7 separate regions of the Mus musculus genome follow, and regions 2, 3, 4, 5, 6 and 7 are each linked to region 1. Evidence: chromatin loops called from intact Hi-C (ENCODE). Cell type or tissue: heart. All regions are shown on one strand.

What was found. A loop is a pair of places that touch in the nucleus more often than their neighbours do. Peaks named below come from ENCODE experiments on the same cell type or tissue, not always from the same donor. Only the 100,000 strongest peaks of a DNase experiment are listed, where the experiment ranks them.
Region 2: a loop joins it to region 1, with 13 times the contacts of the local background. A loop is called at or near these places in 2 of 42 quality-filtered maps.
Region 3: it touches region 1 in a loop (3-fold over the local background); 26 of 42 quality-filtered maps call a loop at or near these places.
Region 4: a loop joins it to region 1, with 6 times the contacts of the local background. A loop is called at or near these places in 38 of 42 quality-filtered maps.
Region 5: it touches region 1 in a loop (9-fold over the local background); 36 of 42 quality-filtered maps call a loop at or near these places.
Region 6: it touches region 1 in a loop (4-fold over the local background); 37 of 42 quality-filtered maps call a loop at or near these places.
Region 7: it touches region 1 in a loop (2.1-fold over the local background); 4 of 42 quality-filtered maps call a loop at or near these places.

What each region holds. Positions count from the first base shown.
Region 1 is chr5:138,845,914-138,849,913 of GRCm38, reverse strand. No RefSeq gene overlaps it. Among named protein-coding and RNA genes, the nearest start is that of Gm30206, 23 kb to the right of the region's middle. In heart, a CTCF peak has its summit at 1,635 (motif pointing left); a DNase peak (open chromatin) is centred at 1,643; H3K4me3 peaks cover 242 bases; H3K27ac peaks cover 268 bases; H3K27me3 peaks cover 1,140 bases.
Region 2 is chr5:139,326,845-139,330,844 of GRCm38, reverse strand. No RefSeq gene overlaps it. Among named protein-coding and RNA genes, the nearest start is that of Adap1, 3.4 kb to the right of the region's middle. In heart, no CTCF peak of the experiment used is centred here; no DNase peak of the experiment used is centred here; H3K27me3 peaks cover 3,249 bases.
Region 3 is chr5:139,005,716-139,009,715 of GRCm38, reverse strand. No RefSeq gene overlaps it. Among named protein-coding and RNA genes, the nearest start is that of Pdgfa, 13 kb to the right of the region's middle. In heart, a CTCF peak has its summit at 2,256 (motif pointing right); no DNase peak of the experiment used is centred here; H3K27me3 peaks cover 397 bases.
Region 4 is chr5:139,083,164-139,087,163 of GRCm38, reverse strand. All of the region lies in intron 4 of Prkar1b (protein kinase, cAMP dependent regulatory, type I beta), which reads left to right. Among named protein-coding and RNA genes, the nearest start is that of Prkar1b, 45 kb to the left of the region's middle. In heart, a CTCF peak has its summit at 1,827 (motif pointing right); DNase peaks (open chromatin) are centred at 1,843, 2,643 and 3,133; H3K27ac peaks cover 1,733 bases.
Region 5 is chr5:139,177,251-139,181,250 of GRCm38, reverse strand. It overlaps Dnaaf5 (dynein, axonemal assembly factor 5), which reads right to left. Exons shown (of 13, transcript NM_001081265.2): 10 at 3,186-3,336. Among named protein-coding and RNA genes, the nearest start is that of Sun1, 21 kb to the left of the region's middle. In heart, CTCF peaks have their summits at 1,904 and 2,113 (motif pointing right); DNase peaks (open chromatin) are centred at 1,700 and 2,150.
Region 6 is chr5:139,073,141-139,077,140 of GRCm38, reverse strand. The region is part of intron 4 of Prkar1b (protein kinase, cAMP dependent regulatory, type I beta); the gene reads left to right. Among named protein-coding and RNA genes, the nearest start is that of Prkar1b, 55 kb to the left of the region's middle. In heart, a CTCF peak has its summit at 1,809 (motif pointing left); a DNase peak (open chromatin) is centred at 1,820.
Region 7 is chr5:138,943,553-138,947,552 of GRCm38, reverse strand. Gm38726 (a long non-coding RNA gene) reads right to left here. Exons shown (of 3, transcript XR_868640.1): 3 at 2,390-3,241. Among named protein-coding and RNA genes, the nearest start is that of Gm38726, 11 kb to the right of the region's middle. In heart, no CTCF peak of the experiment used is centred here; DNase peaks (open chromatin) are centred at 2,312 and 2,802; H3K27ac peaks cover 1,220 bases.

The sequences.
Region 1 (4,000 bases):
TGGAGTAGTGGCTGGGGAGCCTGGCAGGATGCCAAGGAAGGGCTTGCAGGTGTTCTGGCCCTGCCGTGCTGTTCTAGACAGCCCGAGTGAGCGAGCGAGCGAGCGAGCGGCTGCCTTCTGGCGACTCACTACTCAGCTGCTCACACAGACTTCACGATCATCTCCCATATCCGGCTTCAGGCTAAATCATTCTCACTACAGTGTGAGTGGCTGTGGATGGCTTTCCACGGTACCTCTCAGCCTCTCCGTTGGCATCACTTTAAGTGTTGTCCCTTTCTCCCCTCCCCCTCCACTCATCTGTGGACGTGACCTGAAGCAGCTCTTCTCGGGTTCAAAGTTCCTTCAGTATTTCTGTTTTCAAGGAAATTCTACATTCAGTGTCAGAGTACATTTGCGTGTTAGCATCAGACAGCATGGAAGTGGCTTCCCTCAGAGGGACCTGGTTTACTCTAGGGCCGTGTGTCTCATCCTATGGGTTACAACCCCTCTGGGGGTTGAACAAGGGTCAGATCATCAAAAAGCACGAATATTTCCACTGAGATTCATAACAGCAGCAAAGCTGCAGTTATTAAATAGCAACAACAATAATTTTATGGTTGGAGGGTCACCACAACATGAGGTACTGTACTAAAGGGTTGCAACGTTAGGAAGGTTGAGAACCACAAGTCTAGGGACAGATCCGTTCTGCTTTTCCAAACCCTGTGGCTCTCTTAGAGATGCCGTAGTGCACTACATCAGCAGGAGAGGCAGGGACTCAGGGACCCTTCGCTCTCTCCCAGGCCCTCAGGTCCCAGTTAGTAGGGAGTGCCTCAAGGCAAGCAGAGAGTGAGTCCAGAGGCTGCTCTGAGCTCCAACCTGGGTCAGAGACCCTAAGTGAGCTTCAGAGAGGCACAATAAGATGTAAGGGTAAATAAAGAGAGGTAAAGAAGCTGGCGGCAAGGGTCTGAGCCTGCCATTCACAGCCTCCATACTCCCCTGGGCAAGCCCTTCTAGAAAGCAAGGGAAGTTATGGGATGAGGTCTTTAGAAACTTTGCAAGGTCAAAGATACACCTGACCATGGATCCCACTGTGATTCTCTGTGTGAGAATGGAACAGATCAAACTCTCCTTCCTGGGCCAGAACCCAGTGGGTTATGTGTCAGTGTCCATAAGGTCTTTGGGAGGTCATCTGGCCTTGGGGTCAGAGTTCCTAGGCCAAGTGTCAAGGGGCGCTAACTTTACGGTGAATACTCACTTTGCCTACAGTAGCCACACTTTCAGGTTGGAAACTCGGGTGGATATTACAAGCTTTGACCCTATTGGCGTTTCATGAGAGGCTATCTCATCCCACTCAAAGGCTATCTGCCATGTTCCTTCCGGATCTCCACTACCTGTGTTCCCACAAGACTGTTTGTTTGCCCTAACTCCCAGGCTTGCTGAAAGAGGCCTTATGAGTAAAGCAGGCGGGCTTGTGGGTCCACCCTGGTGTGAAGAGCCATTCCTCCTCCCCCTCCCCTCCACTATCATCTCATCCTTACTGACCCCAGATCGGGCGGGTGGCTTAGGATGTATGTCCCAAGGGGCTTGTTTTGTAAGAGTGGCCTTGCCATTGCAGCTGGAGCTGCCTGGGCCTGGTTTATGGGTAGCCCTCTGCTGCCACCTGGTGTCCATTGTCTGCCACGCACCCTTTCTACTGGACTTTGGCGTTGCAGATGTGCGCATGCTCCTGGCTGTTGCACGAGGAGTCCCTGGGGTGGGGTTACATGTGTTAAGTGTGTGTGTGTGTGTGTGTGTGTGTGTGTGTGTGTGTGTGTGTGTGTGTGTGTGTGTGTGTATTTTGAGGAGGATATTGGCACCCCTAAAGTCCTGCTGGTACTGGGCCTGACATCCACTCATGAACAGTGCTTTTTAACTGGGCACACCGCAAATTGGCAGAAGCAGCGCTGCACCTGGAGGTTCCAACCCCTTGATAGCAATGGGGGAAAGTGAGTCCCCACGCCTCCTCCTCTGTCCGTGGCCGTGGCCTTAGTGACTTTTTCGGTGGTCTGGCCCCCCATGGAGCGCATCAGTTCCGCTGAGAGCTGTAAAGGATGGAGGCCTGCTTGTGGGTGGAGTTGCATTCTCCTGGGGAGGAAGCCAGTGCAGAAAGTGTGCAGTAATGAATGCCCTCGCTCGAATCCTATGATTTAAGGCCACAGCGCTTCCTCACTGGGAAGTATAGTTCAAAAGAAATTACAGGGTGTGGGACTTGGGATGCTCTTCTGTGATCCTCCGAGAAAGGAGGATGGGGAGTTTCAGGCCAGCCTGAGCTACATAGTGTGACCCAGTCTTAAGAAAAATAACAAACAAACAAACAAACAAACAAATAACAAACAGAGGTTGGTGTTGTAGCTCAGTTGGTAATGTATCTTACTTAGCATGCAGGAGGCCCCGGAGCCTGGAGTCTGAGCACTGGGATTGTGGAAACAGGAGAATAAGAAGCTCAAGGCAAGAAGCTCAAGGCTATCTCCAGCTACTTAGCAAGTTTGAAGGCATCCTGGGCTACATATGAGCCAATCTCAAACAAAACAAAACAAACAATCAAAACAAAGACAAAAAGCAGATCAGTATCTGGGGAGAGGGGGGCAGGAATACAAATTTCTGTGAGGCTAAACTGGTCTGTATAGCAAGTTCTAGGCCAGACAGAGCTATATAGTGAGACCCCGTCTTTTAAAAAGTTAATCAGTTAAAAATTAAGTGAGAAGACACAAGATGCCTTTGCTGCCCTGCATGTTGGGTGACTTGAAGATCAGGCAACATCAAGGCCCTGGAGTCGGAACCCTCAGCCTTGGCATAGAACAGAGAGAAGGAGAGAGAAGAGGTGAACGCCCGGGACCTAGAGGGGAAGAGCTGCAGAAATGGGCTTTTATTTTAAGCACCTGGTGAGAAATTTTTATTAAGGGGAAGGCATGGGGCATGACCAAGTTCAAAGGTCCCCTGGCAGCAAGAAGGTTGGTGGGAGGGGGGAACACGTAACAGGTGCATGGCCTTGATGCACTCTGGGGTGAAAGGCTCAGGAGAAGCTGGAAGTGGCTTTAGAGTTCACCATAAAGGCTGGGGATTTGCAGGGAGTGGGAGCCAATGAGGCTCAGGGCCAACTGCCAGGTTTGAGCTGGAATCACCCACAGGTGTGATGGGATCCCGGCCAGGACGCTGTTTAAATGGCCCTGTTTTTGAGCTTGGTGTTACATTCTTCACATTATCTCAGTTACTGAGCATAAAAACCCAGGGCAAGGCGGCCCTTATCTGCTCTGGTGGCACGCTACCAGCTGTGTGAGTAAGGCTTTATTGCCCCTGTTCAAGGCACAAGGAAGCTGGCTGGGAGGTGACAGGGTTGCTGTTTTGGCAGCAGCCAAGGGCAACAGCAGTGACTTCATCTCAGGTCACACAGCACAAGTGTCGGGTGTGCGCAGTTTCAGTATTCAGATGCAACTCCCTTGATGGACGCTCACCAATTTCAAAGCATACAGTCCCACGGTGTTCGGTGTATTGATGGTGCTACACAGCCATTCCCACAACATTCACACAGCTTCTCTCCCCCAAAGAAACTAAGGGGCTAAGCAGGTAGCCCAGTCAGAAAAGCATCCTGCATAAACACAAGGACCTGAGTTCAGGTCCCAGGATATGTGTAAAGGCTTGCATGGTGGCACATGCTTGGGATCCCAGCTCAGGGAAGCAGAGGAAGGAAGATGTGGAGCTGCTCTGTGCAGCCAGCCAGCTCAGCTCAATCAGTGAGCTCTAAATTCAGTGAAAGACCCTGTCTCAAAAACTAAGGTGGTCAGTATCCTGACCACACACATGCTCGCGCACGCGCACACGCACGCACGCGCACACGCACTCACACAAACACACACGTGCATACACATGCATACACAGGAAACCATGTACCTTTTAGCAGTTACCCAGCTCCTGATGGCCACTGAGCCTATGGCTTTTAGCTCTCTGGCTACATCACATATATAGCCTACCCAGTGTGTGGACT
Region 2 (4,000 bases), 480 kb before region 1:
AGGGATGTTTTAAAAGCCCTTGCTCCCACATTCCAGTCTCCCATCACCTGCATCCGACCCTCTGTGGGAGGAAATCTCCAAACCCTGCTCTCCTGCCCCAGCCCCAGCCCCAGCCCCAGCCCCAGCCCCAGCCCCAGCCCCAGCCCCAGCCCCAGCCCCATCTCTGAGAAAGAGTGAAGGCAGTTAGAGGCTAGCTGAAATAAATGAAACTATGTCTCAAAACGAGTAAATAGGCAAAACCAAATGCATTTTGGGCCAGCCTAGACTACATGAGAGCAAGGTTTAAAACAAAATACATCATTCTGTATGCTAATTGAAAGGGATTTTTAAAAAAAATCAAATCCTGTTGGTCATGATGACTGTGACCCAGCAAGGCCACTCCTGAGGGAATCAGTCTGGTGGGGGGTGGAGTGGGAGCGGGCAATCTTCACTACAAGGGATAGGGGATCCTGCTCCCAAGCATACAGGGTTGTACCTGGGGCATTGGACAGCAAGATCCATTCAGCATACTGCTTCCAGGACCCCATGGCTTTAGGCCCTGAGGCCCCAGTTGACTAAGGGTGCGGCTCCAGTGGTATATGCCACCCTCGGAGGGTGGAGACATCAACACTAGGTCTCCAGCAGAGGCTGGGCCTTCAGCAGGTACCGAGCTAACTTCTGGAGAGACTAGGCATGCGTATGGGCCTACTGATCTGGACAAAGAGAAGGGAAAACAGAGGCAGAGGAGGCCCCCTGGGAGGTGGGTCAAGGCTACCTAAGCCATGAGACACCTGTGTGCAGCGCCCGAACTGACCAGCTCTTCCAGAAGTACATCTCGGCATCCTCTGGCCAGGGGTGTTCATCACCAGACCTGGGCTACCATCCCCCCAGGTAGTCCCAACTCTTTTGCCTTCCTCTCTCTTGGCTTGCAGGTACCACCTGGATGTCCGTCCCTGTGGCAAGAGCTCCAGACAAGCGTCTCAGGACAGGGTGAGAAGAGGCAAAAGAACAGGACACTGAGGGCAGAGGCTGCAGCCTGCTGCCCCAGTCCTACCTGCAAGAGCAACTGCAAGAAAGCCAAGCCGGAGTTGGCTGTTCGGTCCCCAATGGGGAGACTACATGGCTGCTGTCAAGACGCCACTAGGGTAGTTCTTCTTGGTCCATGCAGTCTTCTTCAGCCATTCCTCCAGTGTCACTGGCAGTTTGGCCATTCTTGGCTGGCAGACACAGCCCTGATCTTTGTGCATCTTTCCCCAGTGGCCTTCCACCTCTATCTGTGCCCACATGTCTCCTTTGAATGAGGCCTCCAGCCAGATTCCACCCCTGTGATGACCCTGTTTCCAAACACAGCCGCATCTGCAGGCACCTGGGTTAGGTGCCCCAATATTTCTTTTGGAGGGTGCAATTTATCTTGTGGCATTCAACAACTGGTCCAGGCACTGCTGTGGGGTTGCTCTGCAGTTCTGGGGTTCCACACTGACTTGGGGAATTTGAGTTCTTGGGCTATCTCTTCCCCTAGGGTTCATGGCCAGCCTTCTCACTACTGATTCTTGCCCCTCCCCACCAGAGAAGATGTCCACAATCAGATGTCTGCTGTGGGGTCTTTCAGTAGCCTGGCCTTGTCTTCATCTCCCTCAGAAACCTCGGTTTCTCTATCCTGGCCCGAGATTTGGGTTCCATCCAACTGTCCTTCGCCCTGGGTAGGCCACAGAGTCTCTCTATCCAGTAACTACTGTCTCTTGTGGGACATTGATGATAAAGCCGTCATCATACTGACTTCCTGTCCCATTATGTGTAGCTGAGGGAGGTCACAGCTCCCAGGAGCACCTGAGCCATGACACTAAACATTCATATCCAACAAGGGTACCTGGAAAGCAGATGCGTTAAAGGGTCCCCACCATTCCAACATCTGGGAGTCTAGGGTTGAGCCAGACTAGGGTACCCATCTCAGACTGGGGAACCCACTTTTTTGTTTGTTTGTTTTTTCAAGACAGGGTTTCACTGTGTAGCCCTGGCTGTCCTGGAACTCACTCTGTAGACCAGGCTGGCCTCAAACTCAGAAATCTGCCTGCCTCTGCCTCCCAAGTGCTGGAATTAAAGGCGTGCGCCACCACGGGCACATACTTTTAATCCCAGTACTCAGGCTGAGAGTTTGAGGTCATCCTGAGCCTGGTCTCAGAGCAAGCTCCAGGAAAGGCAGGGCTACACAGAGAACACCTGTCTCGAAAAATCAATCAATCAATCAATAACAAACAAGCAAATAAGAAGCCAAGCCACTGGGACTGGAGAGATGCCTCAGCCGCTCTCCTGCAGGGGATCCAGTTTCAGTTTCCAGCTCCCATATGAGCTCATAGCTGTCTGCAATTCTAGCTGCAGAGCATATGACACCCTCTTCTGGTATGTGCAAGCACCAGGCGTGCATGAGGTACACATATAAACATATAGACAAGACCCTCTTATACTCATATAAATTTTTACATCTTAAAAAAGAAAGTCGGGGCTGGAGAGATGGCTCAGCGGTTAAGAACGCTGACTGTTCTTCTGAAGGTCCTGAGTTCAAATCCCAGCAACCACATGGTGGCTCACAACCACCTGTAATGAGATCTGACGCCATCGTCTGGTGTGTCTGAGGACAGCTACAGTGTACTTACACACAATAATAAATAAATCTTAAAAAAAAAAAAAAAGTCAAGCCAAGAAGCTGGAAAGATGGCTGTCAGTAAAGTTCCTGTTGTGCTAGCATGAAGACCTGAACTTGGATCCTCAACACTCATGGAAACCTTGGCTCTATAAGTCTAACACTGAGGAGGAAGAACTAGAGCATCCCTGGGGCAAGCTGGCTAGCCAGCCTGGCTGAACTGGTCAGCTCCAGGGTTCAGTGAGAGACCCTGTCTCCCCAAATAAGGAACGAAGTGATAGAGGAAGTTACCCAACATCAACCTCTGGCCTCTACATACATGTGCACTGCACACACAATGCACATGTATACATGCTTACACCACACACACAATGAATCAAACAAGAAGCAGATGTTTCACCCCCCCCCCCTCGAGCTTTCTTCATGGCCCATATCAGTTCTTGCGTTGTGACCTTAGAAACAAACCCTGTCAGGGGACCATCAGCTTGTGATAATGAGAAAGGAAACTGTTGGGAGACAGGGCTCGCCTCTGCCTTCCTCAGAGCAAGGACAGCTGCCAGCACGGCTGGGTCGCACGATGGGACTTCTGGGTCCTTGCACAATTCCTTACTCAGGGTTTCACAGCACAAGCAGGCAGTGGAGAGGGGAGGCAGGGGGCTGTCACTGGTCCTTAGAGACCAGCTACTAGGCTGGAGTGGCCATCCTGACTTTCAACAGCTCTGGGCTCAGTTCCCAGCCTCTGAGCCTCTGGTGGCAGCTGCTTGAAGACCTACTGTGTGTAAGTTCCTGCACTCACTGGGTGCTGCAGGAGGCACTCAGCCGTCTGAGGCACTTCCTACCCAGTGTGGCCATATGCTCTGAGGAGGCAGACGCCTGGCCTCTGGTTAGATGCCCAACCCAGGCCTGGGAAGTGCTAGGGTATTGGGGCTGGGGTCTACAGCCGAGACCTGGACAGCAGAGGAGAGGACTGGAAGGGCAGAGAAGAGGAAAGCTCAGATGGGTGAATCATCTTTGCTGGCAGCAACACAGGCCTGAGACGGCAGGGTGCAGGCTCAGGCCTTGCTGCCTTTGAGCTGTCCTTGATAGGCCTCGGTCTGGCCCCAGGAAGGAGCTTCCTCACTGACAATTTGTTCTCTTTAGGGAGATGGGGTCTGTGTCTCTTTGTCTCTCGGGTTTGCTGTCACTCTAGTTCTGTCATGCATACGTGTGCCTCAGTTTCCCTGACTATAAAATGGGGGTTGAATAAGAAAGCATAGGTGGCACTCCATGCTTGTTATTTGAGCACTCAAGAGACGGTGGCAGGATTGCTGCAAGTCTGAGACTGACTGGATTACTAGAGACCTGGGACACAACTACTACCATTAGTCTATTTTTGTCTTGATT
Region 3 (4,000 bases), 160 kb before region 1:
GGGCTGGAGTAGCTATAGGTCTCGTCCAAGGAGCACTGTAGACTACTGCAGGTGGAGGTGTGCAGATACCTTGTTACATATGTGGACAGTTTAGTCGGTTCTTCTGGTTTTCAGCAAGCCAGTCAATTTCACACCCCTTGAAGCTATGGCTGATAAAGTTCTCTGTCCCCTGGAGCTACTAGGATAGAGTGTCATGGTAAGTCACTGTTTCAATTCAAGCCAGGCATGGTGGGTTAAGCCTTTAGTCTCAGTACTGGGAGGCAGAAGAAGGTGGATCATTGTGAGTTCAAGGATAGCCTGGTTACAAAGTAATGAGTTTCAGGAGAGCCAGACCCTATCTCAAACAAACAAACAAACAAACAAACAACAACACAACACAAACAAAGCCAAGCTTAGCCTGCCTCATGACACACGTCAGCCATCTTAATTGTCAGGAGGCCAAGGCAGGAGGATTGCTAGTTCAAGACCTGCCTGGGCTACAGAATGAACTTAAGATAAGGCTGGGAAACTTACTGAGACCCTATATGACATGAAAAAAGAAAAAATATTAGGCTGGTCGTTGTGGTACATGCCTTTAAAACCCAGCTTTTGGGAAGAAGAGGCAGATGGATCTCTGTGAGTTCAAAGTCAGCCTGGTTTACACAGTGAGTTTTAATATACCCAGAACTATGTGAGAGACGTCATCTTTAAGAAATGAGGTAGGGATGCCTGACCTAAAGCTGTACTACAGAAGGACACATGCGCCACTATGTTCATAGCAGCCTTTTTATAATAGCTAGAAGCTGGAAAGAACCCAGATGTCCCTCAACAGAGGAATGGATACAGGAAATGTGGTACATTTACACAATGGAGTACTACTCAGCTATTAAAAAGAATGAATTTATGAAATTCCTAGGCAAATGGATGGACCTGGAGGGTATCATCCTGAGTGAGGTAACCCAATCACAAAAGAACTCACATGATATGTACTCACTGATAAGTGGATATTAGCCCAGAAACTTAGAATACCCAAGATACAAGATACAAGTTGCAAAACACATGAAACTCAAGAAGAACGAAGACCAAAGTGTGGACACTTTGCCCCTTCTTAGAATTGGGAACAAAATACCCATGGAAGGAGTTACAGAGACAAAGTTTGGAGCTGAGATGAAAGGATGGACCATCTAGAGACTGCCACACCCAGGGATCCATCCCATAATCAGTCTCCAAATGCTGACACCGTTGCATACGCCAGCAAGATTTTGCTGAAAGGACCCTGATATAGCTGTCTCTTGTGAAGCTATGCCGGTGCCTGGCAAACACAGAAGTGGATGCTCACAGTCAGCTATTGGATGGAACACAGGGTCCCCAGTGGAGGAGCTAGAGAGTATCCAACAAGCTAAAGGGATCTGCAACCCTATATGTGGAACAACAATATGAACTAACCAGTACCCCCGGAGCTCGTGTCTCTAGCCGCATATGTAGCAGAAGACGGCCTAGTCGGCCATCATTGGGAAGAGAGACCCCCCTTGGTCTTGCAAACTTTATATGCCCCAGTACAGGGGAATGCCAGGGCCAAGAAGTGGGAGTGGGTGGGTAGGGCAGTGTGTGTGTGGGGGGGGTATAGGGGACTTCTGGATAGCATTTGAAATGTAAATGAAGAAAATACCTAATTAAAAAATTGGAAATGAAAAGCAAAACAAAATAAAACAAAACAAAAAAAAAAAAAAAGAAAAAAGAAGGAAATGGGGTAGGGAGTTTTGGTTATAACTTAGAGGTAGAGCACCTGCCTAGAATCCCCCAGTAAGGAGCCAGGGGTGTGTTTCAGTGATAGAGAATCCCCCAGTGAAGGGCTGGGGGCGTGGCTCAGTGGTAGAGCCCCTGCCTAGAATCCCCCAGGGAGGGTCTGGGGTGTGGCTCAGTGGTAGAGTACAAGCCGAGAATCCTTTAGGCTACTGGCTGTCATTTAACTCCTAAGACTGGCCTAGAGATGGACAGGGATACCCTGCTTAAAGTGCCATCTGGGACTCCTGTCACCCAGAGGTGTGAGCCCCTTTCCTTTGGGTGGAACTGATTCACTGAGATCTGCCATATGCCCGTGGCATTCATCCTTCTCTAGCACCAGGGAATCTCAATGCTGGCTACATTTGGGCTCCATGCCAGGCTCTGCCTTAACAGATCTCCCAACAGTTCTAATTAGCAGCTATTTCTGCTTTATTATCTTTTCATCGTAGAGGCCAGCAGAGGCTCAGAAAGGTGAAGCAACAGGTGGAAGGATGCATAGCCAGCAGGTGGCAGAGTGGCTGCCTCTCTAGGCCAGAGCTCTTTGTCACCTCTGAGGCCTTTGGACCAAGTAGACACTGGTGAAAGAGGCTGCTGGCATTTCTAGGGAAGCTCACGTGGCTCCCTTCAGAGGGAGGTGGCTACCACAGGGATGCTGGGGCCTCCCTATTCTAAGATGGGATGAGGATGAGATTACCAGCTGGACTTTGTCCTCCTGCTTTAGAGGAGCCGCCTGGGTGACCCAGCCTCCCCAGCAGACAGGAAGAGGAGGACCTAAGGTAGGACTGTGGCTCTGTCCATAGTCTTCAAGGCAGAAGGATATAGTCGAGTTCACTCAGTGGAGATGCGAGACCCAAATCCCCCTCACCAGAGTGGTCCAGGATGTTCTATCTTGCCAAGATAGAACAGGACACATAGCTGGCCAGGATAGAGAGGCTGAGAGTAGGGTCTGAAGCTCAGACAGGCTGGGGTGTCCTCACTCTCTGAGGGCAGTTTCCCTTGGTGAACAAGCAGGGTACACATCAGATTCCGACCTGGCCAGCTGCACAGTCCTGCCTTCTGCTAGCCGCGGTGTCCTCAGGAGCACCGCTGTCCAGACTGTGTGGGATGCTTCTGACGAGGCAAGAAGATGAAGCTGTTCAGGTGCAGCCGAGCGACTGGACTCAGTGGTATCTGAGCTCAAATCCCACGGATCAGCACACTCTCCAGCTTCCTTGGCCAGTGGGTCATTTGTATGGTGTTGCAAAGTTGTGATCTCTTTAGACACACTGGGAACGGACACAGCCGCAAACAGGGAAATGGCAGGGAACTCACTCTTCTTCTTCTTCTTTTTTTAAAAATGTGTTTATTGATCTACATATGTGTACATGTATGTGTATTTGTTGAAGGCAGGCTAGAAAAGCCTTGTTCTTATGTTTTGTTTTTGGTTTTGTTTTTAAACAGAGTCTCTTCATTAGCGTAGACTTTGCCCAGGAGTATAGGCTGGCTGGCCAGAGAGCATCACAGATCCCCATCTCCACCGATCCAGCACCAAAATTAGAAGTGCCCACCACCATACCCAGCTTTTTACATGCACACTAGGTTCTGAGTTCATGAGCTTTTGCCCCAGCCTGTTTATTTTTATTTTTTTGACACAGGATCTCACTAAATTGCCTACATTGACTTTAAACTTGCCATCCTCCTGCCTCAGTTTCTAATCTGAGGACCGGGTTGATATGCCCAAATTCATTTTCTTTCTTTTATACTTCTTCCTTTGAACTCTCACCACATATCCATTTTTGGCTTCACTGAAGATTCCTGTCTCCTTTGTTCCCTATCCTAAGGCAAGGTCTCTAGGCCCATAGGAAGCTACCCCATGCCCATTCAAGCTATGTGTGGGTGCCTCTTATAAGAAAGAGTTTGCCCTCACCTTACCAGCCCTGTAACAGTGTGACCAGCCTGGTATCACTCTCAAGTGCCAGTCCACCAAGCCAAGGGCACAACCACAGACAATAGCCTCCCTAGCCTTCCAAGTACTTTGTGTGGGGGCCTGCCTGGTTGGATTCCTTTGGTCCAGGGGTGCAGCCCAGAGGCAAGGGACATTCTAGGGGCAGGGAGCAGCCTTGGTCCAGGAAGTGCAAGTCAGACACAGAATGCAATTAGGGAAGAAGATGCATCCAAGAAGCAGTGAGTTGCAGCTTTCTATCAATGTCTGCAGCTTCCTTTCTTCCAGCTTCTGAGATCCTAGCACTAGCAGAGG
Region 4 (4,000 bases), 240 kb before region 1:
TCAGCCAATGGTGTCTGCCTATTCTAGTCTCCTGCTGACCAGCTTTCTGGTAAAGTGTGGGGATGTTTGGCAAAGACATAGGTCTGAGGAGAGCTGGGATGGTTTTCTCGTGAGGACTCTCTTCTCTTGAGGCTCAGAGTGCAGCTCACAACCCTCCTCCTAAGGTGGATATTCCGCTGGGCACGCTTGGAGCCACAAGGAAGTAGGGTGGTGGGTGGGCCTAGGGAGAGATGCCTCTGTCTGCTCCAAGCACTGAGGGGTCATATGGTATTTTGAAAGTGATTGGTGAAGCCCCTACGCCCTGTTCTTTTACAGTGCCACAGCTCTATTTCTAGGGTGGCTTTTACATCTTGCTTGTCAGTTCCAGTTTTAACAGTCTGCACCACGCTCCCCTTCGAAGCCACAGAGATGAAGAGGCTAGAGAGGCCTGACCTGGGAAACATGTCCCCTAAGACAGACAGACCTGGCCTCTGCTGTTCATCTCCTGGCCTAAGGGGAAGACATCGGCGTCAGTGAGTGCCATCTCCAAGAGGCACTCAGGAAAGACTCCCGCTAGATTTTAATGACCTGCCATGTTTACAGACTTAGAAGATGCCTCAGGGACCTGAGTGGTAAGAAGTGGTTCCACAACTCAACATCAGCAGGGCTGTTGATCTGGGCTTCAGGCTGACATTTGAATCCAAATGTGCTGAGCTGTGGAGCCACAGGGGCTTCTGAAAGTATTTTAGGTTTTTCTTCACGGGTTCGTTCTGAGGCGTTTATTAACTGTGTGTGGAGTGCCCACACTGGCCCTCTCCACAAGCGATGCTGGGGCTGCTCCCCGCTTCTGGGTGGGGTTTACACTAATGTATGAGCTACGCTTTTGGAAGAGCGAGCCTTCCTGTTTTCCCAGAGTCACTTTATTCACTAAAAGGTGTACACAAGAGCGATAAACATCAGAATGAGCCTTTCCTTTGGTCCATGGCTTTAAGACCTTGTAGCTGGGCTTGGGGGTCCAGACCTGTCATTCAGATTAATCAGGTGGCTGAGGCAGGAGGCTTCCTGGGCCTTGGTCATCAGCCAGTCCAGATGGTCGGCGTGCTTCAAGGCAGCTGGGGCTTGAGAAACGACATAGCCATGGTCTTCTGGCACTGTGTGCACACTTAAATATCACGTACCCATGAGTGAAGTGCACTTGGGTCGAACATGGAAAAGCCCATTTTCTCACTCAGTTAGATTCCCATCTTCCATGTGAAGATGTCTTGCTCGTGTGCCCAAGGCATCCCTGGAGTCTGAGCAGGAGGGCCGCGTATGGACTACTGGCAGAGGGGGACAGGGTAAGCATTCTGTGTGGACACTCACAGGGCCCTCATGTGCTAATGATCTAGTCTCACGATAATTCCAGGATGAGGAAACACATAACAGACCAGAAAGGTCGAGCAATTTGTCCAGTGCTGCAAAGCTCATGGTGAGGAGGCGGGGTGGGGTGGGGTGGGGGCTGCTGAGTTATTCTGTGGTATACTTTGTCCTTCTGCTCTCTGACTCTTCCAGAATCCATGCCTGCTCACACTCTGCTCGCTCCGTAGCGGCTGATGTTGTCTATGTATCCTTGCAGTGCTCTCTGCCCACTCTTCACACAGCTGCAAACACATACCGAGGAAGCTGTTCTATATACTGTAGGTGGCAGTACCATGACATTTATCTAACACTAGGGGGAAGACAGACAGACAGACAGACAGACAAACAGACGATTGGGGTCCTGGATCTTGGACTTCAGAGCTGCCCTGTCTAATAGCAGTTCCACTGACTGCTGTCATGGTAACAGTCACCAGCCAGGCAGGTGCTGGCCACCTGGGGTCACTGTGCACCAGCTATTGGTAGAGTCAAGAGCTGCTGAGAGAAGACATGGGGTAAGCTCTGGGTCAGCCATGCCATCCTCAACACTCATGAGGAAAGCGTCAAAGTGGAAGCTGACAGAGGGCTCGGCACCGCTTGCTGCCTCACAGCCCTCAGTAAGTCCATTTCACAGATGAGGAAACTTGAGGCTTTGTGGCTGAGTGACTTGTGCATAATCCAGCTAGAAAGCTCCAGAGCTGTGATTTGGATTCAGATATAGTGTTCAAGAGCACACGAGCCTCCTTAGTCATCTGTGCATGACTCTAAGACACCCCCAGAGATCTGTCTGCCTTCTGTCTCATCTGTCACCTGCCCAGAATAAGCCTTATTGCCTGATACAACATAGGATGCTTCTCTGAGGCTGTCTATGAGGTTCACCCTGAGGGGAGGACTGTGACCCGCAAGAGTTCCCCAGGAACACCACATGGGATGGTCTGTGGACTCTGCACACGGATGTACACCAAACCCCACCATGGTCATGCACACATGTTGTTCTGCAAGCCCCTGTCGGTTCCTGTAAAAACTGATCCACCTTGCTGTACCTACTAGCTGGACATCCATATGATATCTGACCAGAATTCATAGCTCTTGGGGGTCAGCTGGGGCCCATCCTGTACAAGGGAACACTAATTGAGACTCAAGGAACAAGAACTAGCTTGGGACACATGCACACACACACACACACTCTATGATACAGCCCAAGCTGGCCTGGAATTCCTGTCCCAGGCTTCCAACTGCTGATAGCACAGGCATGCTGCCCACACATGGCTGTCAAATCCTTTTGTTGTTCATTCATTTCCCCTGTAACCAATATTGGAACTCATTCTTGCTGAGTCACTCGACTGTGTCGCAGAGAGCGGGACCGTCCTTGGATACTTGAATATGCCTCCCTAGATCTACCCTGCTAGCCATTGCGTATTCTACCCAGATTTTTGAGGAGTGAAGAAGAGGTACTGGGCCACCCCAAAGCTGTTCTCTCTGTTGCGTTTGGTAGGATGAAGCAGAGAGAGGGACGATACAAGCTTTTGTGAACACTGCTCAAGCCTGCACCTGAAGAGAGGGACAGATACACTGTGGCATGCCCAAAGGATCACCTTGCTTCCAAGAGGATGTTGGGGCCCGAGAGTCCTGTCTTTGCTTATTACTGTACCCTTCCCTGAGAGGAAAGGCCACAGCCAGCCACTGGGCAGTGCTCCCTTGGGAGTACTTGCCAGGAGGACACTGCAGTCACCACCTGGACATTATCACAGTGGGGAACTTGTCTGGGTTCCAGGTTCAGCCCAGCTGGGGAAGTACTGCAATAGAAACACCGCAAATAGCAAGACCTGTGACAGGCTGCGGGGGCTGGAGAGGGGAGCCACCCTGAAAAGCTGCTAGGCTTATGTCAGAGGGTGCAGAGAATAGGCCAGACCATTGAGGGGGTGTGGCATACGCTCAGCCTCCTTCAGAACTGGACTTTCCCCTTCAACTGTCTTTTATTTTTCCTTGGTTTATCTCTTTCTAGATCACCTTACCTCCAATTCCCCTGCAGCAGTGTGCATGCATACATGCACACATGCACACATGCACACATGGCCCTTGCACACATTCTTCCTGTTCTGGGTCTGTTCTTATAGACCACATGTGAGTTGCTCTTTCCTCAGAGCAGAGGAAGCTACCACATCATCTTAGCCAGTACCCTAGGCTATGTAAGTTGAGAGCCAGTCTTGGTGGACCAGAGATTTAGAGAGAATGGTTTGGGGATGGCAACCTGTTTTAGTGGAGCAGGAAGAAGAGCTGCAGGGCAAGAAGCAGGGGGCTTCCAAAACTGGGCAGGAGCCATAACCCAGCAGTAGCATGCTGGCCTAGAATCCTCCACCTAGGGGCTCGGCTGTAGCACAGAGGTTGAGCTCCTGCCTAGAATCCCCCAGTGAGGGACTGGGGTGTGGCTCAGTGGTTAGAGTCCCTGCCTAGAATCCCCCAGTGAGGGGCTGGGGGTGTGGCTCAGGGGTAGAGCCCCTGCCTAGAATCCCCCAGTGAGGGACTGGGGTGTGGCTCAGTGGTTAGAGTCCCTGCCTAGAATCCCCCAGTGAGGGGCTGGGAGCGTGGCTCAGTGGTTAGAGTCCCTGCCTAGAATCCCCCAGGG
Region 5 (4,000 bases), 330 kb before region 1:
TGTAGGTCTGTGGGTGTGCAAGCGTGCAGGTACACACGTGTAGAGGACAATCTGCAAGAGTCAGTTCTTTCCCTTAACCACACGGCTCCTGGGAGCACACTCAGCACATTGGCCAGGCTTGATGGCCACTGCCCTCACTTGCCAAGTCACCTCACTGGCCCTTGAATCACTTGAATTTATTAATTATTTGTTTTTCGATTCGAGGTTTCTCTGTGTAGCCCTGGCTGTCCTGGAACTCACTCTGTAGACCATGCTGGTCTCACACTCAGAGCTCTGCCTCTGCCTCCCGAGGGCTGGGATTACAGGCCACCACCAGTCACTTATTATCGGCTCAGAGTGCTACAGGATAGGCCAGGCCACACAAGGCAAGCAGACCATGTGAATTACAGACAGTTCACCTGTAATCCCAGCACTTCAAGGGCAGGCTCTGTTAAACAGGGAGTTCTAGGACAGCCTGACCTACAGAAAACCACCCCAATGGAAAAACCAATCAACTAACAAAAAACCCATCAGGGGCTTGGAGAGAAGACTCACTGAGATGGTAGAGAACTTTCAGAATCGAGATCAACCCAGCACTCATGGACGCGCTGGGTGTGGTGGTGTACATCTGCATTCCCGGTGCCAGGCCAGGAAGAGACCCACGGTGGACAGCATGTGAGGAGTGACTTCCGATGCTGCCTTTGTTAGGGCTACGTGGCTTACATATCCTAAATCACAGTCTGCTTCGGGAGGCAACGGGGAGGCAGGGGCTGATGCATGGAGAGGCCATGGAGGATGCTGCTCACTGGCTTGCTCAGCCTGCCTTCGTTTAGAACCCAGGGCCGCCAGCCCAGGGCTGTTCCCAACCACAGTGTACTGGCCCTTCCACATCAACCCTAGATCAAGAAAATGTCCTACAGGCTCGTCTGCTTACAGCTGGATTTTCTCAATTGTGGTTTTCTCCTCTTGGGAGAATCTTAGCTCGTGTCAAGCTGACATAAAACTAGCCAGGACAGATATTCAGAAGTTAATTCTGGCACTCATGAACAAACACGAACGAACACACACACACACACACACACACTACAAAGAAAAAAAAAAGAACCCTTTGCTCTACTAAAATAAAATTTGAAGTGTAGGCAGTTCTCCAGGGGTTCAGTGGAGAGAAGCGCAGGGAATGATGGGAGCTGTAAGGGCTATGACAGGGAATTTTGTTTTGTTTTGAAAGTAGGAAAAGCTGGGCAAAGCCCTATCCTAGTGAGCACTAGAAGCTGAGGCAGGAGATTCATAGTTCAGTCTGCCTGGATTACAGAGGAAGTTCAAAGCCAGCTGAGGACTCTTACTGAGATCCTGTCTCCAAATTAAAAGTGGAATCAGTTAGGAACACAGATTAGCCACAGAACACTTGCTTAACATCCCCCAGGGAGAGGACTGGGCCTGTGGCTCCATGGTAGCCCCTGCCTAGAACCTTCTAGTAAAGGGCCTGGAGCTGTGGCTCAAATGCAGAACACTTACCTGGCATGTAATGGGACAAGCCTGGGAGATAAACCACATTTAGATGCATATATAAGGCTTCACGGGACACGAGAATGAGGGAGGCGTGAACCAGTGAATGGTTCACAGGCCTGTAAGTGGCCTGAGCAGGGCTCTCGTGATCAACAAGAGGGCATCACCTTTGCTGAGGAGGTGAAAGGGATGGGAGGGTAGGTGGTGCCAGTGAAGGAGGTGCTGATGGGGACAAGCAGTGTGGCTGCATGCCCTGGGCTGAGGGCCTGGTGAGTTATGACTGTACTGCCACCAAGTGGCTGCCTCTGTGACACTTTGCAGGGAAGCAGAAGGGCTTCTGGAAGTGGGCCTTCTCATGGTGTAATAAATACAAGAAAACAGCGGGCAGCAGGATGATGGCAGGGGCTGACTAGATAGGGTACCAGTGGGAGACGGTGGGGGATCTTGGGGAGGGCATCCATGTCAGGAGGGAAGGGATCACAACACAAGGGGAGGGCTTTGCCTGCAGCTTTGCTGTTCTAGAACAGAAATACTGCATTTTCTCTAAAGTTCAGATCATCTTAACCATTTCTGCTTTAATTTGGTCAGTCGAGTACCTCAGATCCTACCCACTGTAGAGTGCAACATGTGAGAGTTAGGTAACGACCCCTGTTGTCAGCAGGGGGCGCTCACACACCGTGAGCGGATGGCAGGCAGAGGAGCCGTGCAGAAGCCTCACCTTTCCATGGCTCAGTCGCCTGGCTCACTTCACTGCTTAGAGCAACGCAGGCCTGGCCTGCCACTCTCAGCCACTTCACCTGTGTGTGGTAAGAGCTGAGCCCAGGGCTATCCCTCATCCTAAGCTTGGAATTTTGTGAAGAGCATTCAACAGAAACTGACTTCGGAGACCATTTACCCAATATCTGATGGAGAATTTCTGTGGCACTAATCTTAATAATACGTGCTACACTGTGTGTGCAGTTGCAGCAGACATAATGCATATGTGTGTTCATGTGCTTTTTTTTGAAGGCCAGGAATTGATACCAGGCATCTTTCATTATCATTCTCCACCGTGTATACACACTCATACACACACACAATTTTCTATGTTTGTGTCTGTTTGTCTATTCAGAGTCCAGAAGAGAGCATCAGATTCTCAGGAGTTGTGAGCCACCAGACATGGGTACTAGAAACTGAACTTGGGTCCTCTGCAAGAGCAGAAGGGCTCTGAAGCACTGGGCCATCTCTCCATCCATCCAGCACCTTCTATATTGACACAGGGTCTATCCCGAAGTCAGAGCTTACTGACTGTCAGTGAACCCTGTCTCTGCTCTGTCAATGCTGGTCACCCATGTGGCCAGGCCTGTTCTGTTTTTGTTTTTTGCTTCTTTACATGGATGCTGGGATCCAAACTCAGGTATGGCTGGCATGTCATCTCCCCATATACCTGTGACCTGGTATATCCCTAGTCTCTTTTGAGTTGCTTTTGTCAGGGTATTTTATCACAACAGTAGGATAAGAAACTAAGACAGTTTGTAGACCAGATCCCAGATCTTTCAAGGAGATGTGAGAACCAGAGCAAGAGACTTGGGCCCTGCCCTGATCTGGCCCCACAGACTTCAGCCCTTTAGAGCTTTCTGTGCTGATTGAATGACGCAGTTCTGTAAGGTCCCATGATACACACATGGACAAACAACTGGGGTGGTCACAGCTGTCCTTACCTGCTTGGCCGATAAGATGTCACTGCTGATGAGTGCCCACAGGCAGGATATAGCAGCCGTCCGGATGGCTGCAGCTGTCCTCCCTGCATGCCACTGCAGGTTGGGGGCTAGGATGTCATTTATTACCATATCCAAATAGCCACGGAACTGTCTGGAACAAGAGGGCAAGTGAGGAAGGACAAACAGACTACTCTGAAGGACATGCTTCAGTTTGGGAATGGAACTGGACCTGACCCTGTGCCTCTGCACAAGGTGGTTTCAGGGGGCTCTGTGCTCAAGGGCTGCACCAACCATGATAATCTATGTGGGTCATATGGCACCTCCGTCACCACCCATTGAACCTGCCATCTGTGCCATTAAAACAAAGGAAGCAAGAAATAAGGGTTGGGTGTGGTGGTGCACACATCTTTAATCCCAGCACTAGAGAGGTAGAGGCAGGAGGATCTCTGTGAGTTTTAAGGCCAGCCTGTCTACAGAGTGAGTTTCAGGACAGCCAGGGCTACCAGAGAAACCATGTCTCAAAAAACCAACAAAACCAAAAAAGAAGTAACACGGGGCTGAGACGGCCTGGTGCTCAAGAGCACTTGCAGCTCGCTCTTCTAGAGGACCCGTGTTTGGTTCACAACCCCGTGACTACAGCTCCAGGGCCATGCAATGTCCTCTAAGAGCCTCTTCAGGTACCTGCACACACACAAAACATCTTCTTTTATTAACAAGAACTCTCATACAGAAGATGTCCAGCAGGTCTTGCTAATGTGAGGCTACCTGAAGGGGAACTGTCTGTCATGCCCTCTCTAACAAACTGCTCAGGGCTT
Region 6 (4,000 bases), 230 kb before region 1:
AGACAGGTCGCTTCTCACAACCAGATTTCCTTAATGGAGTTGTCTCTACTGACAGGGGTCACCCTCACAGAATGGGCCTCCTATGCCAACTGTGGCCTCTACTACAGACGGGGATCTGTTGTGTAGTCTGAGTCTCCCCACCGCTGACTGGACTCTCTTCCATAGACCATGGTCTTTTCTGCTGTCTGGAGTCTCCCAGCTGGTTGGTCTTTTGCGCTACTCACCTATTGGGAGCCCGGATCACCTTCTCCCTATCTGGTCTCCTCGCTTTCAGTAGCACCTGCCAAGGGATGCAGAGAACAGCAAGCTCTCGCCCTGGCCACACGGGTCTCAGATGACCTGGTCGGCAGGTGGATCATCTGTTGACTCTTTCAAGCCCAGGCTGGCACTTTGAAACAGCCTGGGAGCCACTGAGTAGTTTTGCAGCCACAGGAACAAAGCACGTGTCCAGTGCTTCGTGCCAGCTAGCTGTTACCACAGCTGCAGCTGTACCTTCCCAGCCACCGCACTGGAGCTGGGTCTGGCAGCCATTATGGTCCGGCTGCTGAGGCCCTGTGACAGGTTTGAAGTCTATAATGTACTTGGAGGCTGTCCTCTACCCTGGTTACTGGTGACAGCCAGAGAGGGCAGCTGGGTTAGGAACACCATGAGATCTCTGGCATCTCATTAGATGTAGATGCCCCTGCCTGCTGTGACCACAGGGTGACACTTTGCTGCAGCAACTATAATTGTGGTGACCACAGGGCCTGGGGCTTGCAGGCCATCATTTCTCTTGAATTGGTAACGGGTACACCTGTCACGGGCTGCAGAAGGCAAGCAAGCTTCCAGCGCCCTGCTCACGGGAGCTCAGATCAGCCACTGGGGAGTTTGGATGATGGTGATGGAGTTTGGATCTGTCTGGTCCTTGGGAAGGGGGAGGGAGGGGGGAATGAGTCTTAGTGAGAGGTGGCCAGGACAAGTGTGCCCCTTCAGGAGGACTGTCCTGTTTTATAGCTAAAGATCTGGTACAGAGCCAGAATCAGCTTTGTCCCAGTCGTTAGCCAGCTGATAGAGAAGCCAGAGGCACTTGAACCCGACTTTAGCCTGAGGCGCTGTGGTGTCCGGTGCACTTGGCTGGCACCGGCAGCCCCAGGGTTTACTTTCTCTCTTTTGGCCCGGAATGGCTGCCAAGCCCCACCCCCACCCCCCACATCTCCAGGCAGCCTCATCAGAACTCAGCCAGCTGGTTCCTTTCTTTCCTCCAAGACTGATGTCCTGGAAGAAAGATTCTTAGGAGGTGACCTCTATCGGTCCCTAGAGGCTGGCTTGCTGGTGGCCTCCCACCTTGCTGACCACGTGGGACCTCCCCCGGCCCCCCCCCCCCCCCGCTTGGCTCTGTACATGGTCTGTGGTGAGAGGGAGCAATGAGATTTCCAGCCCCAGTAGGGCTCCAGTGTGTGGGATGCTGGACTCGGTACCTTTGACACTGCCACCATCTCTGGTGGACCAAATGTTAGATAGAGTCCAGATACTGCTTCTGGGGCTTTCTGAGTCAAGATGCCATGTGGCTCAAACTACCATTCATAAAATATGGGACCAGTGATGGGGCCCGTGGTGTTTTTGATGAATGAATGAATGAATGAATGAGTGAGTGAATGATGACTGGAAAGGCACGCCCTCTTTGGTTTCTACCATTGTTTTGCTAGTGAGTTTACATGGTGGGAAATATGAATGTTCAGGACATTCATCCAACACAGTGCCTGGCACACATCAGGCTCCCTGAACAGATCTCCAGGGTTGGGTACGGGTTGGGTAGGGCTCCCTCTGGTGGTTGAACTTGAATTTCCACCTGCTTTTCCCTTTCCTACACTGGAGCCTGCAGGGCTGACTTGAGTCAAGGGCTCTACCTCTGAGCCACACCCCAGCCCCTCACTGGGGGATTCTAGGCAGGGGCTCTACTACTGAGCCACGCCCCCAGCCCCTCACTGGGGGATTCTAGTCAGGGGCTCTACAACTGAGCCACACCCCAGCCCCTCACTGGGGGATTCTAGGCAGGGGCTCTACCACTGAGCCACACCCCCAGCCCTTCACTGGGGGATTCTAGGCAGGGGCTCTACCATTGAGCCACACCCCCAGCCCCTCACTGGGGGACCTGGGTAAGCATGCTACTGTTGCACTATCTCCTCAGCTCTCTTTTTATTTTGAATTTTGAGATAGACTCTCTAAGTTGCCCAGGGAGACCATAAACTCACTCTGTGCCTCAGGCTGGCCTGAACTTACAGTCCATCTGCCTCTGTCTCTTGAGCCGCTTTATAACCAAACCCTTTCTTTCTTGGTTGCTTTGGATTTGTTTTGTTCTTGCCGTCGCTCCCCAAGGCTACCGACTCCAGGTCTTTCCTATTACACACTGTAGATGTCCTTCCATGTGCAGATTCTCTTGTGCCTCACACGCTTGACAAAGTCTTACTTTAGCTGGGAGGTGGTAGCATAATGCCTCTAAATCTATGAGTTCAAGGCCGTCCTGGTCACAGAGTAAGTTCCAGGACAGCCAGGACTACCTGGAGAAGTTCTATCTTATCCCCTGTTCCCCAAACGTTGCCTTTTATTTTTTCGTTTGGTTTCTAGTTATTTTCATGTCACCTAGATTCTCTTCCTCCCCCCTTCTCTTCCTCCTAGTTTTTGACTTATTGAGATGCGGTCTCATTTTGTAGCCCAGGATGTCCCAAAAATCACGATATACCCAGGACTAGCTTTGCTCTCACCACAATCTTCCTACTTCAGACTTACAGATGAGCATCACCAGGCCCAGTTTTGGTGCCTCCTCCCTGACCCTGTGCTGTTTAGAAGTGCCAGCACTTCCAGAATGCTGGGTTTTTCCCAGGCTTCTAATTTCCATTTTACCTCGGCGGTGACCTAACGGTGCCCACGGCATGCTTTGCTGCCCGAGTTTACTCAGGTGTGTTTTATGGCCCGGGATGTGGCCTTGACTGTTTCATGGGAGCTGCCTGCCCCTCTGCTGTGTGAAGATATACTCCATAAATGTCTATTAGCTGATTGGCAGGCAGCACGGCCCTACTCACCTGTGTCCTCCTCAGCTCCTGGCAGGCCTTAGCTGGTTTTTCCAGTATTATCAACCACCACAGGGCACTGCTTGTCTGTATTTCTGTCAGATTTCACTTAGCAGTCCAGTGTGTGTGTGTGTGTGCACAAATGTACACACACACAAGTGCACACACACAAATGCACACACACAAGTGCGCGCGCGTACACACACACACACACACACACACACACACACACGCAGAGGCCAAAAGACAACTTCAGATGTTGTTCCTCAGGCTGTCCACCTTGAGTTTTGAGACAGGGTCTCTCAGTGGACTGGAACTCACAAGTAGGTATAGAAGAGCTGGCCAGAGAGTTTCACAGATCTGGCTGTTTCTGCCTCCCTACCACTGGGCATGCTCCACCAAACCCAGATTTTTTTTATTTATTTTTTAATATTGGAAGATTGATTCTGGGTTTGAACTTAGGCAAAGCATCTCTTTGGAAGGTCGTTGTTGCAGCCAAGACAGGTATCATATTCTGAGTGCATCATGGGAATCTCTCATAATGAAGTCAGAGCCCTCATGAGCCAATCACCTCTGTGACAAGCTTTTCTAGGCAAACATTGAATCCACACCATAAATGAGTGTTTTAAGTTATCATGACTATATTAGCACCACGACAGAAGCAAGCTCCCTTGCTCCTGAGGATAAAGGTTACTGGTTTAAAGTTCGTCTTCAGCCTCCTCAATGTGCCTGTGCAAATTCAGAAGGTCAGATGGGCTGGGTCATTTGTGGATATTGTGACCATTCATAGCTAGCATGTAGACTGGTGATTCTGAGTGGAAGCCACATTGACAAAGAAGTATATCCAACCCCCCACCTCCTAAAGCCTAGATCCACAGTGGACACTCAGGCCCGTGTCTCTTACAACCCCATTAATGCATCTCCACCCTGAATCTTGGAACTTCACAGTCTGG
Region 7 (4,000 bases), 98 kb before region 1:
CCCTACCAGGCATTTTTATGTGGGTTCTGGGGATCGAACTCAGATCCTTCTAGCTCAGCAAGCACTTTACCAACTGAGCTGCTTCCTCTGTGAAGGTTTTTTTGTGAAGCTTTCACGTAAGAGCTTCTGAGGGTGCAGATTTGCCTGTTTCATAGACGAGAAAACCGTGCTAGGTAGATGCAAGAAGTATGGTAGACTCATGTAGACTAAGATTTCTCTGTGAAGAAGCCGGCGCCCTGCGTGGGGTCTGAGGAGCAGAGCTGGGCTGAACAAGAGGCCCCTGTGATCACATGCCTCTTTCCACTGGGCATCTGCAGCCCCACAGGCAATGAATCTTCTCAGCCCAGGCCTGTGCCTTTCAGGACTAATTCAAAACAAAGCGCCAAACCGTAAGGTGAACTTGTTTAATTTAAATAATGAGCAGCCTGATGTAGGGTCAAGGTGCTAACAATTCTGTCAGCAGCCTATTTGGCCTTGGGGACTTTGTCCTTATGTTTTTGATGCTTCTGTTTACCTAGGGCCCAGGGTGATTGCCAGACTTCTCTCACACATCTACTGTGGAAACTGCTTGAAGGGTCTGGGGAGATGGCTCCATCAGTAGAGTACATGCCACACAGACATGTGGACATGAGTTTGGATCCCTAAAACCTATGTAAAAATCGAGTTTGGATGTGCATGCCTGCAATTCCAGTACTGGAGCACAGAGCAGAGACAAGACAATTCATCGAGAAATATGGAAGTGACCCTACACTGACCTCTGGCATTCACACACACACACACACACACACACACACACACACACACACACACAAACACAGTGGGAAGAGGGAGGGAAAGAGAGAGAGAGAGAGGGAGAGGGAGAGGGAGAGGGAGAGGGAGAGGGAGAGGGAGGAAGAGAGAGAGAGGCAGGGGAGAGAGAGAGAGAGAGAGAGAGAGAGAGAGAGAGAGAGAGAGAGGGAGAGGGTCTTGGATGGCTAGGGGGTGTGGTGGATAGCTCAGTGGTGGAGCTCTTGACTAGCATGCATAAGAACTCTGTTTAGAGCATATCTGACACCCAAGGACAGCTCCCTAAGTATGTGAGCGTGGTACTTAACTTACAGGCTTGCTTTAAAGTAGGCTCTTTCTGGGTCCTGGAGTGTCTCACAGGTATGTCTGCACATGTGTGCCTTATGTCTGCACTTCTTCCATGGCTCTGGCAACCCCTTGAATGGATAGACAACAGCAGGTGGGAATGGCCCAAAAGTGCCAGCCCAGAGCTGAGACCATCCTGGCACTGGGTACCACATACCTCTGTGGATTTGGTGGAGGCATCCTGCATGCTGAAGCTTCCCCCTCTTGGACATCAGGCATTCGTATACTCTTAGAGACATCCTGTGTTCCCATGAGGATGGTCCTGGAAATCTGCAAACACTTCACATCACTGAATAGGGCTCTGAGCCCAGCCTGTATGCACTCAGAGCAAAAGCTTGGCTGGAAGGGAAAACTGCAGGCCTTCAGAGAGGGACTGATACAGAACTCATGTCCTGTTCTCTCATCAGTGTCTCCTGCATCTTCCCTGTGTTCCTTTCCCACACTGAGGGATAGCAGGGGAGAACATGGTTCTAGCAGCACCATCCTAAGCCAGCCTGGGCCTTGCTTTCCATATGCAGGGTAGGGTCAGCCGAGCAAGAAGGGACAGCCAATCTTTGTCTCATGGCCATACAAAAGCTGTTGACTCTTGAGGAGACTTGCAAGGGACTCTGCTGAGCAGCCCGGCCCTGGTTTTACAGGCCAATCTCAGCTTCTCTGCCTTCCAAGCCTACCATGATCTGCCCCAGGAAGTTCTCTACAAACTCCGTTCGACCCTTGAACATCCCACGAGTGTGGCACAAGAACCAGAGTACTCCATGACCACAGAATCTAAGGCACAAAGACACAGAGCTCCTTGCCCAAGGTCCCTTTATAATGTCCCTATTCTGGGCAGCTGGGACCTTGGACAGACCCTGAGTTCTTGGCTTAGGGTCTCTCAGCAACAGTAATAATAGTTTCTCCCTGGCTTGGATGTAGACCACGTAGTGGCTGGGGTCTTTCCTATACAGACCAGTGCTTTGTGGTGACCATGTTGGCTTTCCTAGGCTGTTATAAGCAGGACTACAAGTGACAGGAACTAAGCCTCTTTCATTGGAGTATGAACATCTCACTAAAGTGTCCTGGGATTGGTTCCCTCTGAGGCGCTAGGGAAAAATCCCTACCTCCCAATCCATTAGGGTTTTCTTTTTCAATTCCTTCTTTCCCTGTGCAAATGTTTCTCACAGAATCCTAGATGCTATGACTTAATGGCTCTTCTGGAAGTTTCTTCATGCTCCCACGGGAGCACCAAAGGCTCTGGGGCTTTGAGATTTCTGTCCTCATAGGCGTGGCTTCCAGGAGGTTCAGGGTGGAGAACAGCTCTTGGGACTATTCTGGGATTACCACAAATGTCACCTTCCTGTGAGCAAGGACTTGTCTCCAGACATGGCTAGGTGATGTCATCACAAATTAAAAGGGCTCTGCTGGGCTTGGTTAGAGGCGTGGCCTCAGTGTCTTCTGGGTTGTGGTATGGCCACTGAAGACTGGAGACCCCAGGTTGGTCACCTTCTACCGGGCTCTGGATACTAAGTTTGCTCGGAGGATCTGGACCCCGAGTCTGGGAAAATCAGAAATTCTAGGCAAGAGGCTTGTTTGTTTACTTTGGATGTGATTCCGAGTCCAGTTAAATAACCAATCTGGTCATCTCTCCTGGGAGGCCCCAGGGGCCACCCCTCAGAGGACAAGAGGGATGGAGGGCAACGTGCTTTCCTCAGGAACAGGCCAAGCCTAGGTGACTCAAGCTTTTAACTTGTCAAAGCCATTATTGGGAGACCCACTTCCTTCTGAGTGATGTTAGGAGACCAGGAGACCTGTCCCCTCCCTTGCAGGATAACGAAGAAGCATGGATGGGCAGCTAGGCTCGAAGCTTGGAAATTTCACTCAACAGCTGGGTCCCCCAAAGCTAGGTTTTCTTCCCAAGAGGGAGAGGAAGGATTGGGGTGGGGGGAGGAGAGAATAGCTTAAATTGACAGATGCATGAGGTCTGGGAAGATGACTTGGTGGGTAAAGTGCTAGCACCCATATAAAAGTCTGGGTGTCAGGGCATGGCTTTGTAGTCTCATGCTTGGGAGACTGGGAGATTTCTGAGAGTCCCGACCAGCTTACAGGTGAGCTCCAGGTTCGCTGAGAGATCCTGTCTCAGAAACAATGAGAAATGGAGTAAGACACTTGAAGTCGACAACTGCCTTCCATACATGCAGGCACATGTGCAGCACCCACACAAAGAGGTATGCATACATGCACACACCAATGAATGCATAAATAATCTTCAAAAATGAGCAGGTTGATAGCTGGCATAAACTGTCTCATGTTCACATTTAAAAGCTAAAAAGAAACAGGTGATGCTAAGCTTAGACATATATTTATTGAATTGAATATACTATGCTGCCATTTGCAGTTAAAAATTAAAAATAATTCATTCTTAAAAACATAATCTTTGGTATTTGTACCACTGAGCCACACACCCACCCCCTCACTAGGAGATTTTCTGCAGATGCTCCCTCCCACTGAGACACACACACACACACACACACACACACACACACACAGCCCCTCACTGGGGGATTCTAGGCAGGAGCTCTACCACTGAGCCACGCCCCCAGCCCTTCACTGGAGGATTCTAGGCAGGGGCTCTACCACTGAGCCACACCCCAGCCCCTCACTGGGAGATTCTAGGCAGGGGCTCTACCACTGAGTCACGCCCCCAGCCCCTCACTGGAGGATTCTAGGCAGGGGCTCTACCACTGAGCCACACCCCAGCCCCTCACTGGGAGATTCTAGGCAGGGGCTCTACTAGCCACACCCCAGCCTGTCATTGCCCCCAGTAGTGCTATACTGCTAAGCATCCCAGTTTGGGAAATACTTGTACATACTAAGTTCTCAAAAAAATTAT